2 separate regions of the Homo sapiens genome follow, and region 1 is linked to region 2. A link is an interaction called in ENCODE POLR2A ChIA-PET data of the cell type or tissue named here. Cell type or tissue: PC-3. All regions are shown on one strand.

Region 1 (8,000 bases), 59 kb after region 2:
TCCTATTCTCTTTTATTTTATTTTTTAATTGACACAATAATTGTACATATTTATGCAGTGCATAGTGATGTGTCAGTACCTATAATGTATAGTGATCACATCAGGGTAATTAGCATATCCATCATCTCAAACATTTATCATTTCTTTGTATTGGGAACATTCAATGTCCTCCTTCTAGCTTTTGGAAACTATATATTATTAACTATAGTCATCCTATAATGCTATAGAACACCAGAACTTATTCCTCCTGTATAGCTGTAATTGTATATTCTTTAACAAATCTCTCCCTACCCTTTCCTTCTCCCTACCTTCCCAGCCTCTATTATCCTCTATTTTACTTTGTACTACTACAACATCAACGTTTTTTTAGCTTCCACATGTGAGTGAGAACATGCAGTGTTTAACTTTCATGCGGGAACTAACATGTTCCTGGCTTATTTCACTTAACATAATGTTCTGCAGTTCTATCCATGTTACCTCTAATGACAAGACTTCATTCTTTTTATAGCTGAATGCATTACATTCTGTATATATTACTTTTTAAACTCATTCATGTTTTAACAGCATCCTGTAACGTGGCAACCATCTAAAGAGGGGGACCGATTAATTGGACGTGTTATTCTTAACAAGAGAACAACCATGCCCAAAGACTCAGGTGCATTGCTGGGTCTGAAAGTAAGTATGCTGGTTTAAAATGTTTCTTAAAGGGTGAATTACAGTATGGTCTGCATTCATCGGAGTTTCTGGCAATGATTTTTAAATGTCATTTAAATATTTTATATAATTTTATTGATATAGCATATAGATATGTTAGGAAAATTGAATAAAATTTAGGGAAACTAATGTATTCTGACTATAAAGTTCAGGATGATTTTTTGCATTAAAAAGATTTAAATGGAAAGTAGCATAGGTAATGTGGACTTTTGTTGTAACTTAAGCAGCAACATAAACATCATTAAAGGGATCACTTTCTAATTACAATAGTTTTGTAAGAATTTTTTAAAAATTAATGTACTTAATAGTGCTGTCTTATTGATTATTACCATTAATTACTCCTGCTATGAAATAATTCTGATTACCTCCACTAATGGGTATGCCACTAAGAATTGTGGATGAATCTCAACTTTTGGTGATATTCTCTTCATTTTAAATTATATATATTTGAGCCCCTGCATTGGAAGAACTTAAACATAGATTTTAAAATATTCTATAATAAAACTCAGACTTTGATAGTCTTATGGGCATAGATACATGTTTCAGATGAGATGGTCAGCTGCAGAGATGCATTTAGGCTATTAAGCTTTGCACAATGGTAAATTGCTTCCCAAAGGTGTCATTTTCTTGCTTTGAATCTACAGTCTTTATAGTCATAGACCTACATTTTACTACACATATACAAAAGAGATTAAGATCTGATCAAGAACTGATCTTGACAATGGGATATTATCTTCATGTAGAAATAATAATTCAACTGGTACACATGAATTTGGATGATAAAGAAAAATGAATTTTAATGTAAACAGTGTCAAACACTTGCTGTTTGATACTAAGTAGGGAAGACCTGGCACCTGTCTTCTATGTATATGCATTATTTATGGTGCCCTTTTATTGTTAGGTCACTTTAAGACAGGGCTATTTAATCTTTTAGCTTCCCTGAGCAACATTGGAAGAAGAAAAATTGTCTTGGGTCACACTTAAAGTACATCAACACTAACAATAGCTGATGAGCTAAAAAAAAAAAAAAAAAAGCAATGTTTTAAGGAAGTTAACAAATTTCTATTGGGCCACATTCAAAGTCATCCTGGGCCACTTGTGGCCCACTGACAGCGGGTTGGACAAGCTTGCTTTTAAGAAATCACTACAGCCTGGGTGCAGTGGCTCATGCCTTTAATCTCAACACTTTGGAAGGCAAAGGTGAGAGGGTCACTTGAGCCCAGGAGTTAGGAACCAGCCTGGTCAACATAGCGAGACCCCTTCTCTACAAAATTAAAATTAAAAAATTATCTGACTGTAGTGTCTGCACATGCCTGTAGTCCCAGCTATTTGGGAGCCTGAGGTGGGAGCAACACTTGAGCCTGGGAGTTCACGGCTGCAGCCATCTATGATCACATCAACACACTCCTCTGTGGGTGACAGAGTGAGGCCTTGTCTCAAAAATAGAAAGAGAGAGAGAGAGAAAAAAAAAAGGAAGGAAGGAAGGGAGGGAGGGAGGAAGGGAAAGAAAGAAAAGAGAAAGAAAGAAATCAGTACACAAACTTCCTTAGGACACATAGTCATCTCAAATATGAGATGTTTTGTTTTCAAAACTGTGCTCCCAGCTACTTTAATCAAAAATGTAGGTGAAGCCCTGGTGGCTCACACCTGTAATCTCAACACTTTGGGAGGCCGAGGCAGGAGGACTGCTTGAGCCCGGGAGTTCAAGATCAGTCTGGGCAACATGGCAAGACCTTGTCTCTACAAATAATTTTAAAAATTAGCTGGGCGTGGTGGTGTATGCCTGTGGTCTAGGCTACTTGGTAGGCCAAAGTTAAAGGATCACTTGAGCCTGGGAGGTCGAGGCTGCAGTGAGCTGTGATCATGCCACTGCATTCCATCCTGGGTGACAGAGCAAGATCCCATCTCAAAAAAAAAAAAAAAGTGCTTCACTTCATTAATGTTTCTACATGCAATTTCAAGTGTATCATAAAAGAATGTAGGATTAATTCCTCAAACTAATAAGCTTATGTTTTAGTATGAGTCTTGGAAACTTATAAATTTGTAATTATCCAGGTTGTTGGAGGAAAAATGACTGACTTAGGACGACTTGGTGCTTTCATCACCAAAGTAAAGAAGGGTAGCCTAGCAGATGTAGTTGGACACCTAAGAGCAGGTAAAGTTTCTTTTTTTAATATTTAAACAGTGTGTTCTCCATGCATGAACATGAATTGGTGGTTTTCAATTTGGGGTTAGTTTTATATATACATACATACATACATGTATGTATGTATATATCAATTAAGTCACTAAATTTTAATGCACGAATAAAGACTTATTTCCTGATATAAATATTTACCAATTGCAATAATAAGTAACTCTACATCAGCAGCAATCTGGAGAGTAAGGGTAGGAATCTTCTTTTTATAAAAATAAATAGATGTAAAATATAGAAGAATTACTCATCTTTGTAGATGATGTCATAATGCTACAAAACTTGAAATCTAAAACAATTTATCTTTGAGAAAAAAATCTTATATCACTATTTAGTTATTTAGTTTATATTTTAAGCTACAGTAATTACCAAATTTTTTTCAGAGTGGTCCTAAAACACTTATTCAGGGGCAGTGTTTTTTATAAAGCATAATCATAATCACATTTCTTATACAGATTGTATAATAAAATATTAGTAAATTTAAAAGTGACTCATGTAGATGTGCTAATTCTTGGTATTTAGAAATTTATTTTTGTTGCCCTATAACTGAACATGACACAATGAAATTATTTAATATATGTAAATGTATCATATATTAAATAGTAACACATTTTAAAATCCATTTTTGGTAAATTGTTTGCTTTTCATTTTTGTTAAAATCACATTAAAATATTTCTTCCAGTTGACTTGACTGCAGAGCTTAGTAGAAATCTTTTGGTTAGATGGCTGTTTATGTATTTGCCAGACAACTATAAAGGAAACAGAGTTGGCTGAGCTGTAGAATTAAAGATTAATAACCCATAACACAAAGAGTACATTTCCAGGTGATATTCTTAACTTTTAAACCTTAAGTTTGTGATTCTTGAAAACTTTGGCAAAATATTCTAGGACTCTTAAAGACTTTTCAGTATATTTGTTTACCAGGATATCAGTTCAAAATCATTTTCATTTTTTTTTTAATTTGACAAGGACTTGCTGTGCAGGTGTATAGGAAGAAAACTCTAATCGGATTTTTCTCCATTTGCTATACAACTTTGAATATGTATAGAGATATGTTACACTGTTATTTCTTATGAAGGACCAGTTATGATTCAGTAGGAAAATAACTCAATCAGGGTTGACTCTGTCAGTAAACTGAGTGTGTGTTTGTCTAATGACTCAAAAATAAGCCTCAGAAAGTCTGAGAATCCCTTGTTGGCTAATGTAAAATAACTTTAACTACAGAAACCTGAGTTTGCAGACCACATTATAAACATTATATACACATTATAAACACATTATTATGTTTTAATAGGAAGTTACTTAGGAAGTAAAAGAAGAGGGGTGTTCTATATAAAATATCTGTTAGTGATTCATTTCATTTAACACCCTTATGAGCCAAGAGCCTGAGAAACTTAAATCTGAAATGTTAAAAGCTCAACTTAAAGAACTATAAAACAGACAAGTGTACTTTTCATTCTAAGCAATTTATGTATTCGAAGAAAGTGAAGTGATTTTGCAGACTCAATCATATATCCTATTTGATTTACATTATAATTTAGGAACTGACTAAATATTTGCATTTATGCAAATAGAATTATTTGCATATAAACATCCTTAGCCTATAAAACTACGGTGCAATCAATGTGACTTTTATTTAACATTTGCAATCTTGTTTTAATCTTGCAATATCTTTATCCAGTCCTGCCCCGCTTTAAGTCTGTGCACTCTACTGCTACTTCATTTAACCTTCTAAAACACAAAAATGACACTGACACTCTGTTTATTATGAAGATCCTTCGGTGTTTCCTAGTTATCATTTGTTCAAGTCAAAGCTCTGTAGCCTTGTCCTCTACTAACACTTTCAGCTGTCCAGGATGTTGGTCCACCTGTAGGTTCCTGTCAGGCTGTTTCCCACCTAGAAGATGTGGTCAATGCCTCTTGTCTACCTAGTTTTCTACCACTCCTGTTGAAGGCCTTTCCATCCTTCACAATTCATCTGAAGTTGCCTTAATTCTGAAGTGGTTCCTAATATCTCACCTGGAACAATAACTAACTACTATGTCCCTGGCACCACTTGACTCTATTTCTGGTCCTCAAATGAACTTCTATTGTTGCATATAAAATATTTTATTAGAGTTGTTTCTTTATCATTTCTTCATGACCAAATTTAAAGACAGATAAAATGTCATTTTCATCTTTGTACCCTCATTGTCTACATCCCTGCTTGATTATCCATACATAAATAATGTAAAAAAAGCATTATGGTTTAGGAATTATTAATCTGTAAATAAACGTATGTATTAACTTAATTTGATATTAAAAGTTATGCGTCCAGGTTGCCGCTTATAAAAAGGAGAGTTTTAAAATGCAGTGCTTTTGCAAACTGCTGGTTGCAGCTCATTATTGGGTAGTAAAATCAATTTAATCGTTTGCATCTACCACTTTAAAAAATTGAAGTAGAACATAATAGAATAGAAAAATCAGGGTAAGTATTGTTTCATAAATGTTTTTTAGTGTATATATATATGTATGTACTCATATAATATGAATATATATACACACGCACATATATACATGTTCATATTATATGTGTACAGGATCATGATGTCAACTTTGTTTCTTGGTCAAAATATTTTGAAAGCACTCTTAATATATTATAAATTTGTAATTATTATATTTCTTTTTTCTTTTTTTTTTTTTTTTTTTTTTACAGTGAAGTATATTCATTGCCTATTTGAAAAGCTTTTCTAGGTAACAGCTTAGGGCAGTCTATTAGAATTGGTGGCCGGGCACGGTGACTCACACCTGTAATCCCAGCACTTTGGGAGGCTGAGGTGGGTGCATCACCTGAGTTTAGGAGTTCAGGAGACCTGGCCAGCCTGGCCAACATGGTGAAACCCCGTCTCTACTAAAAATACAAAAATTAGCTGGGCGTGGTGGTGCATGCTTGTAATCCTAGCTACTCAGGAGGCTGAGGCAGGAGGATCGCTTGAACCTGGGAGGCGGAGGTTGCAGTGAGCCGAGATTGCGCCACTGCACTCTAGCCTGGGCAACAGGAGTGAAACTCCATCTCAAAAAAAAGAATTGGTGATTACCATAGTATTTTACCAAACCAAAGCAGCATCATGTACTTTTTGCATATTTACTTTTTACTCTTCAGTGAGCAAACAATTGGAAAAAATAATTACTTTAAAGTAATACTAGCAAAGCAATTTTCCTACTTTTATTTAAAAAATTCTAGGTATACATTGAAAAGATTTTATGCTTATACTTGGCTATAAAATGTATACTGATGATATTGATCCAGTATTTCAACACAAATTTACTTTGCTCATAAAATGTTCTAGACACTGAGAACAACAAAATAAGCATGAGCATCAACAAATTAAGACACCTCAGTGCATCGAGGTTGAAATATTTCAGCTGAGACTACCATTTTGAAGTGAAGAGTCTAAGGCAGAGAACCGTTTGGTACCTACAACTTCTTAAATATTTATGAAAATAAATACTTTTTTTCACGTGACCTATGGTGTGAAAACCCTAGTTAAAATAACAACTGTAAGTTGTTAGCCTGTATTTTTTTAATGCAACATCTTTTAACTCCCCTTGATTAATCTTAGAATATTTAACAACTATGTACTGTATTAATGTTTGGTTATTTTAAAGTGTGTTCTAATTGTACTTTAATGTTCACAATATAGATTATGTATAGTACATATGTGTTTTGAACATCTGGAAGTGGGTTGACTGTCATGCAACAGTTTTACATCTGCTTGCTTTGTAATTTTGCCATAGCTACCTGCGTTAACTGATGGGTGTGAATTCAAATCCTTTCATGCATTTTTATTCTGTTGTGCATCTGGTGAAGACACTGAAGCATGACTTGTAATTGGGAAATTCATGCTAACAAATATTAATTGCTCTTTCTTCCAAAAATAAAACAGGATTTATGCACAGTTTAATAAGAATCTTTCAAAAATAGAGCCGCCTACATTTATTATATGGAGGGCATGCTGCTAATTATTATTTTTTAATGTTTCCAAATAGGCTGTGCTAATTCCATCCCATAGCATGAGATTATTTTTATATGATTTCTGGTATATCTCAAAAGATAAAGGTAGTTTTGTATTGTACTGTTTCCAGTCACCAGTAATATTCTGGGGGAAAAAAAGAAAAACAAAAGAAAAGAAAAAGTGTTTAGAAGAACCATTTAGCTGACATTATATGGCAATCAATTTGCTTTTGAAAGCAGAGCCTAGACAATTAAACTATTTGTATATGTTTTGCATTTCTTTGTTAAAAAAGAGAAAAGATACGAAAAATAAACAGAATATATAAGGTAAAAAAATACCCTTTTTTTTAAATTCAAGGGGATGAAGTTCTAGAATGGAATGGTAAACCCCTGCCGGGAGCTACAAATGAAGAAGTTTACAACATTATTTTAGAATCAAAATCAGAACCTCAAGTTGAAATTATTGTTTCAAGGCCTATTGGGTAAGGCTAAAAAAACTTACTTCTTAAGTTTAGTAAATTACATGTATTAGTAGGGTTTTAAAAAGAATTTTATACATTCATACAGTACATGTTAACATGGATAGTTTTTGCATCAATTATGGGCATACATTTTTAGATTACTAAAAATTTCTTAATTTTTTAACTGGAATACTGAGTTTACTTCACTACATTTTAGAAGCTCCACACTTTAACAATTGTAATATCAAAAAATATCAATATGTACTTTTTGCAAGTGAAATATAAAGTAAAATATTTTCTTTTAATGGCAGATATATTTAAGTAATTCTAATTTAATAAGTAGTATTTCCTTTAAGAGAGGCACTAACAAACTCCTCTTCTTGTGATATTTAAAATATTAATGATTTCATATGTCTACATGAACTTTTTATTATTCTACGAAAGAATAAAATATTTTTTCTGTCTCTTTAACCATGAGTAATTTCAACTTTTATTTAAAATCAAGCAAGAAGTATTAAATATTTTAACATTTTAATTGGTCATAATGATATTTTTAAAACCTCAATTTTCAGTACAATTTAATTATCTATAGCCAGTGGGATATTTTCTATGTATGTATATAGATTTCCCCATATCG
Region 2 (8,000 bases):
GCACAGGCCTACTTTAGTTTAGATTAGTTTGGAACACATCCCAGGGTATTTAATCAGGGTATAATCCTGCATAGTGCAATTTCTAAAAGGTGTGTTTGTGTGCTTTAAATAAATAGCATTTTTTTGTAGGCAAAGTTACGTCTTATCCTCTTTTCTAAAAAAAAATCTGTTAAAAATGACTCCCTACAGCACTCTTGTATTATCTATAGCTTCAGGCAAATATAATACTTAATACTGACTTCAAAAAATGTACTGTAGAGGTCTGCAATGTTTGGTATTAACTGTGTTGAAATGTATGACAATATTCTATTGTAATCTTATATATTTTTCTTTATAACTTATATGAGCAATTTATTTTTTATTTGTAAAATTTGTGGTATGATTAATTTGTAGAACTGAAAATAGAGACTGGGAGGTGATATTTTGATAAAAATAAATATTTTAACATTGCCATGGTTAATTTTACTTTCAGTTTGGAGGATGGATTGACTACACTTATAGTTAATTTAAAAATACAAATTTAAAAATGTTGTGGTGTACAAGGAAATAAGACATAGAAAAAGTTTGGAATTATACAGTATTTTACTAAATGTTAAAAACAAAAAAATTAACAAAGCATCACAGACTTAAATGAATACAAAGTATTTTAAGAATAGAATTTAAAATGCCTATGCTGTTTTGACATAGTCACTAATTGTAACCTTTTGAATAAACTGGAAATGAAATTAAATTGTAAAATTCAACTTATTTAATAATAATAAATTGTGTTTCTTTTAATTGATCTGGTAGCAGTTCTGCACATACTCAAAATTTGGAACATGCCCAAATCTGGCAGTTAGTTCTCATTGACCCATTTTTTGTAACGTTTAAAAATGTGAAGCAATCAAAATAAGATTGTGATAATAATTTCTAGAGAATATTCAAATGTAAAATGAAGAGTATCCTTTACCCTTCATCAGTATTATTGTGCTCCTTTCTGCTTCTTTATTTAGCTTTATTCAATTTTAGAAACTTTGTAATTGTAAATTTGTGTTTTCTGGTTTTTTAAAAACTGCATATTTATCCTAAGTATACCTTGATATTTCTGTAGAAAAGAACCTACTTGATTTTATTTTATTTCTTATTATTTATTTTGAGATGGAGTCTCGCTCTATCGTCCAGGCTGGAGAACAGTGGCGGGATCTCAGCTCACTGAAACCTCTGCCTTCCGGGTTCAAGTGATTCTTCTGCCTCAGCCTCCCAAGTAGCTGGGATTATAGGCATGCACCACCATGCCCGGCTAAGTTTTGTATTTTTAGTAGAGACGGGATTTCACCATGTTGGCCTGACTGATCTCGAACTCCTGACCTCAGAAGATCTGCTCCCCTCAGCCTCCCAAAGTGCTGGGATTACAGGTGTCAGCCACCACACCTGGCTGAAAAGAACCTACTTTAAATGATGATAATAAGTTGCTTACTATTAGTCTGAGAAATACAAATTTAACGTCTTCTTATTTGATGTAAAATAGTCAAAATTTCATACCAGTCTTGTTGAATTACATGATTTCAAACTTTCTTATTATGGTCTGTCAGCTAAAGAGACAAAAAACAAACCAACCAACCAAAACCTTCCCACCACACACGTCCTGTCCCCACTCAGGGTTCTGGGCAGAAGAGACTCAGTGTCACTGACTGTTCATGAAGGTCCTGGCCCTGGAGTACTGCACCTTTTAATGTTACCCTTAATATGTCCATGTTCAAACAATCAGGACTTCTGAGGGACCTACTCAGTAATAGATTTTGTAAAATATACCCTTATTTGGCTAGCACTTAAATTGAAGTTACTTTCCATAAAATCCTTATTTTGATATAGGTTTATGCAATGAATTGTTCATCTTGTTTGACATCTTAGTAGATGAGAATTCCGTAATATTGGTTATAATACTTTGTGTAGACATTATACCTAACTGCTTTTTTGAACCTAGTACACTTCATTTTATGACTGGGAAAGTCTAAATAAATCAATTAACCTTCATGAATTTTAAATTTTTTATAGCAAGTATTTCTCTTCAGTCTTAATTTTTCCTATATTATAATTCATTTGAGTTTTCTTTCCTGGAAAGCAGTTCTTAATTCACCTGCAGTATTTTCCTTTTAAAAAAGTGTATTACTTTTTTCCTGTCTTTTTCTTATTCTTATTTTAGCTTCATCTTATTCTATGGCTACAGTTACAGTTTTTCCCCATTTATCTGAATATTTTCAGTAGTTCATTTTCTTCATTTGACCTACTAAACAATGCTTCTTTTACTATTTTCTATTACTTATCAGTTAATGTTTCTACGATTTATTCATCCTGATGCAATATTTTTGAGTACATGTTGATTGAGTCAGTATTTGTGAAAAGGAAGCCTAGAGTTTGGTAATTAGTTTTTCCTGTGGAGGTAGTTTCTGAAGTAGAAACAAACACAAAACACCTGAAGTGCTTTTGGAGGCATGTAACTGAGGCAGCGATGTAAAGTCACAGCACAAAGAAACAGAGGTACTGAGGATATTTGAAAAGACAGCTCATGGAGCTGTTAGCACCTATCTTTGCCCTGTGACAGCTAGTCATTGCTGCTATTATTATTTTTTATTATGATAATCGTCCTCATTATTACATTCATTTTAAAGGTCATCAAATGGAGAACAGACATATAGTTTATTTTAAGTGGTGCTACATCTTATAATTTATCAGTGGATATGTTGCTAAATGATGGTTCCCCAATAGCTCTCCTTGGGGAACATTACATTGGAGTGGTCACATATGAATAAACTCAGAGTCACATTTATTGCTTTAGTAAATATGTGCATGGAAAATTATATTTTATAGCATAAATAAGCTTAAGGTTAGTTTATCACTAAGAAACTAGAGAAAATATACACATTGACCTTTTTTGTGTGCTTACTTTGTATGTTTCTTCTATGTGAATATTTTTAATATTGCCTTTAATTGTGGGTGATTTTTGAAAAGACAGACTTTTTAAAAATACTTGCAAGTACTGAGGTTTATGTATTTACGTACTGATTCTGTAGTTCCTGGTAACATTTTTCTTTTTTTTTCCTGGTAACATTTTTCTAATCAGTTAACTACCTTGCTTAGAACATTTTTGCTAACACTCCAGAGTCAATTATAAAAAATATGACAGATATATGGTAAAAGGAAATTCAGAATAATCAAATCAGAAATGCTGAGAAAAAACCTCTACTCTGGCTGCTGAGAGGCTCTCTAGTCTCAGACAAGTCCCTGTCTAGGCATTCATATATTTGACTGTGACTTGTGGGAGGACCATTTTCACAAGAAATTTGCAAGGATAAATATGAAAATGAATACTGTTCTTTTTTTCTTAAATATATTTTAAGATACTGAAAAATTATTTCCAAGAGGGCATAAAAATTTATATTGTTCTTTCTTCTTCAAATAGGTTATGTGGGTATGCAATTTATGTCGAAAGCAACAAGAAATCTTAACCAAATCTGGGGCATGGTTCTTTGGAAGTGGCCCTCAGCAGACAAGTCAGGATGGAACCCTGAGTGATACAGCTACAGGTGCTGGCTCTGAGGTACCAAGAGAAAAGAAAGCACGACTCCAAGAGCGATCGCGGTCTCAGACACCCCTAAGCACAGCAGCTGCCTCCTCCCAGGATGCTGCTCCTCCCAGCGCACCACCAGACAGGAGCAAAGGGGCTGAGCCCTCGCAGCAAGCCTTGGGGCCTGAACAGAAGCAGGCTTCATCCAGGTCTAGAAGTGAACCTCCTAGAGAGAGGTAATAGTTCTTTCACCCTGTAAGCAAAAGGCAAGATTTTGCTAGGAGAGCAAAGCCGTTTTCAAGAATTTAACTTCTATTACGAGGAATATGTGGAAGTAGTACTTCTCAGGCCCCACATGGAAAAACAAAAGGCCTGAGGGGCGTTGTCTATCTCTAGAATGTATTCCTTAGGAGACCTTTGTTGAAAGCATTTCTTTCATATCATGCACAGATGTAAACATGAACTAAGTCACCCAGCTGAGCTACCAACTTCCAATGATGAACTCAGAAAAGCTCTTAGATCATGTTTCACTTATAAACCTAGCCCTTTAATTAAAAGTGTGCTCTGAGAGGATGTGATGGGGGAATCTGACCTATCAGAAAGTATGTGGACACATCAGAGAAGCCTTCTTTAAGGGTATTTCTTTTATGCTGAGCTCTAAAGAGTGACTTTGAAATTAACCAGGAGAAGGGAAGGATGGGTGCTCCAGGTATCTGCACAGGCACATGGCCTGAAGGAACAAGCCCAACGTGAGGGCCTCCTAAAGGATAGCTGCTGGCTACAGTGCAAGTAGCAGAGGCAATGTGGAGGAGAAAAGGCTGGTGAGGTGGTGAAGGGACAGGTTACATTTTATAGCTTTTATTGTAGGTGAAAGGGAAGCCACTGAATATTTAAACAGGGACGAATATGATCAGATTATTTACTTTGATTGATTCATTCAAAAATGTATTCATGGGCAAACATGAAGCTATGCACTGGGAAAAAGTGTTGACAAAGAAGACAGAGCCCTTATCTTCATGAGGCTCATGATTTTGGGGCCAGGACTTTTGTTAGCACCTAGACTGGGCTTATTGTTTTTGTATGTGTAACCATTACTTGGAGAAAGGAGGCTCCAAGGAAAGCTTTTGAACCCCTTTTCAAGCAAAGCCCATACAGTAAAAGATCAAGGACTTCAAAGTTAAATAGGTCTGGATTCTAGTCCTGGCTCTGCCACAATAGGCAGTAAAAACTCACTTGCAGGGTTGTGGCAGGTATTAAAAGAGAACATGTGTTCCCAAGCTGGCACATAGTAGGCTTTCAGTGAATGTAGCTATTATTCAAGCCAGTAGTCATTGTGTATTTACTACAGATAAACACTGTGCCAGGAACCAGAGGGCATAAAGATGATTAGAACATACATGGTCCCTTTTCTGACAAATCCTAGGGAAGAGACCACACACTATTCTAGGGAAGACAGACACCTAGGTAATTAACAAGGATGCTAATTTGATCAAAGCTAGGCAATATGTATAGTATTTTGAGAGCCCTAGGAAAGAGGAAGTGACTTCTCAATTAAGCTTTGTAAGATACTCAGGAGTTGTAGGGGAGCTACACAGCGTATAAGAGGGCAGTACAAGAGAATGAGTGTTACTAAGCTATTTGGAGAAAGGATAGAAAGGACACCAGAGATATCTCAGGGAACGTAGAATTAATAGCATTTGGTGACAAATTGTTGTGGGAGAAGAAGAGACAAAAATACTGAAGCTGCAGTTTGGAACTGGTTGGAAGATGATATCTTTAAATAAGATAGAGAATTTGGAGCTGTAAAGTTTCTAAAGAGAAAAGAGTTCTGTTTTTGACATATAGTGAAAAACTATAAAAATTTCAAGAACAAGGGCTGAATAGATACTTTTTGTTCTGACTTTTTAGTTAAAATTTGAAGAAGATTGATAGGGACAAATAACTTTACTAATGATATAAATTCACAGGAAAGCAATGAGGAATTGGGAAGTACAGAAGCAGGAAGAGAGGTGGCCAGTGTAAAGAGCTGGGCAACTTCAGGGAGAAGCAAGATTGAAAGAGACACTGTTTATTTGTTTTAAATTACTGAAGAATTCTTGACCGTATTTTGTACTGTCAAGGAGTTAGAAACAGAAAATTAAAGGTAGAGATGAGAAAAAGTATAATTAGTAGAGCAAAGAATCAGAGACACTGGAGAACTCCTTCCATTTGCATGACACTCTACCCTTTCATAAAACATCTTCACAGATGGTGTCTCTAATCCTCACATGAACCTTGCAAGGTAAGTATTTTTCAGCATTTCAAGAAAAGTAAATTGATTCAATGTAAACTTCTAACAAGAGCAACTATGCTTCAATGAGCTGCTAAATGTAGTACAAGCATGACACTCTTATGAAAACTATATTTGGTAATAATTAATATGTGTTCCCATTAGATCCCTTACCTTGTAAAATTCCAACACCCTTACAGTTCCACCTTCAGATCCAAATCCCTATAACTAATTATTGTAACTGAAATGATTTAAGACTGGAATGAGAAGAAAACATGTTTTTTATGTCTAGTCTTTATAAATTGCTCTCCTTGACGTTCCTTTGTATATCATAGAAAGAAGACCCCAGGGCTTTCCGAGCAGAATGGCAAAGGAGCCCTGAAGAGCGAGCGGAAACGCGTGCCAAAGACCTCAGCGCAGCCCGTGGAGGGGGCCGTCGAAGAACGGGAGCGCAAAGAAAGGCGGGAAAGCCGAAGGCTTGAGAAAGGGCGATCACAGGATTACCCAGACACGCCGGAAAAACGGGATGAGGGCAAAGCGGCGGATGAGGAAAAGCAAAGAAAAGAGGAGGATTATCAGACCAGGTACCGCAGCGACCCGAACCTAGCTCGGTACCCGGTGAAACCGCCGCCTGAGGAGCAGCAGATGCGCATGCACGCCCGGGTGTCCCGCGCCAGGCACGAGCGGCGCCACAGCGACGTGGCGCTCCCGCGCACCGAGGCGGGCGCGGCGCTGCCGGAGGGCAAGGCCGGCAAACGCGCGCCGGCGGCAGCCAGGGCCTCGCCGCCGGACTCGCCGCGGGCTTACTCGGCTGAGAGAACTGCGGAGACCAGGGCGCCGGGCGCCAAGCAGCTAACGAACCACAGCCCGCCGGCGCCCAGACATGGGCCGGTTCCCGCAGAAGCCCCGGAGCTCAAAGCCCAGGAGCCCCTCAGGAAGCAGAGCCGCCTGGACCCCAGCTCGGCGGTCCTCATGCGGAAGGCCAAGCGCGAGAAGGTGGAGACCATGCTGCGGAACGACTCTTTGAGCTCAGACCAGTCCGAGTCGGTGCGGCCGTCCCCGCCCAAGCCGCACCGGTCCAAGAGAGGCGGCAAGAAGCGGCAGATGTCGGTGAGCAGCTCTGAGGAGGAGGGCGTGTCGACGCCCGAGTACACCAGCTGCGAGGACGTGGAGCTGGAGAGCGAGAGCGTCAGCGAGAAAGGTAAGGGGGCGGCGCCGGCCGTGCGGGGACTTCAGCCAAGTGAAGAGGCGTGGGCAGAGGTGCAGGTGCTAGGCTAGTTGCTGGGTTCAGCATTGAGGCTGGGAATGCTCACAGATAAGATAGCGTTACCGCCAGTGGAAGGTCTTATTTTTATTAATTTAATTTTATTGATTGATTTGTGGGATTTTAAAACACAACAAGCTCCAAACTTAGGCTACAAAAGTTCTTGGTGATTTTGCATTCTGTCATTCTGGTAAATTTGGTATGCAGTCTAATATTTTTAAGATATTATTTTAGAGTGGATTTATTATTCTGTGAAAAACAATTTGTTTGCTAGAAAATGAAAATTATGCCTTATAAAGGAAGTAGACATTAAAAAAAAACCACATCAGTTACGTAATATTACAGTTGCAAAGGTAGTTTTTTTTTTTTTCAAACTTCAAATTAACCTTTCTCACAATTTGTGAACAGATTACAGTTTATTCTTGGACAATACGGATTTGAACTGCATGGGTCCACTTATATATGGATGTTTTTTCAATAAATATACTGGATTTTTTTTTTGAGAATTGCAGCAATTTTAAAAACTTGTGGACGAACCGGGTAGCCTGGCAATATTTTAATAAAATAAGAAAAAGTTAGGTATGTCATGAATGCATACTATATATATAGATACTAGTCTGTTTTATCATTTGCTATCATAAAATGTACATGAATCTATTATAAAAAGTTAAAAATGATAAAACCTTAAACACACACTTATAGACTACGTGGCGCCATTTGCAGTGGGAAGAAATGTAAATATGTAAACATGCGGTATTAAATCATAGCTGCATGAAATTAACTGTAGTGCATACTGTATTACTGTAATAATTTCCTTAGCCTCTTCCAGTGATTTTAGTGTTGCGAGCACCACTTTAAAATGCCCTGTGATGCTTATCATCTCCCTTTGAGCAGTTTCTTTCTCCAGTAAATTGCGTGGTATC

The links. Peaks named below come from ENCODE experiments on the same cell type or tissue, not always from the same donor. Only the 100,000 strongest peaks of a DNase experiment are listed, where the experiment ranks them.
Region 1: POLR2A ChIA-PET joins it to region 2 with 5 read pairs; 2 of 35 experiments call an interaction of 5 or more read pairs at or near these places.

What each region holds. Positions count from the first base shown.
Region 1 is chr6:72,235,054-72,243,053 of GRCh38, forward strand. It overlaps RIMS1 (regulating synaptic membrane exocytosis 1), which reads left to right. Exons shown (of 34, transcript NM_014989.7): 8 at 565-675; 9 at 2,770-2,869; 10 at 7,261-7,384. Among named protein-coding and RNA genes, the nearest start is that of RIMS1, 350 kb to the left of the region's middle. In PC-3, no CTCF peak of the experiment used is centred here; a DNase peak (open chromatin) is centred at 4,068; H3K27ac peaks cover 400 bases.
Region 2 is chr6:72,176,136-72,184,135 of GRCh38, forward strand. RIMS1 (regulating synaptic membrane exocytosis 1) reads left to right here. Exons shown (of 34, transcript NM_014989.7): 5 at 3,440-3,780; 6 at 6,149-7,014. Among named protein-coding and RNA genes, the nearest start is that of RIMS1, 290 kb to the left of the region's middle. RefSeq lists an enhancer at 6,925-7,064. In PC-3, no CTCF peak of the experiment used is centred here; no DNase peak of the experiment used is centred here; H3K4me3 peaks cover 1,254 bases; H3K27me3 peaks cover 1,150 bases.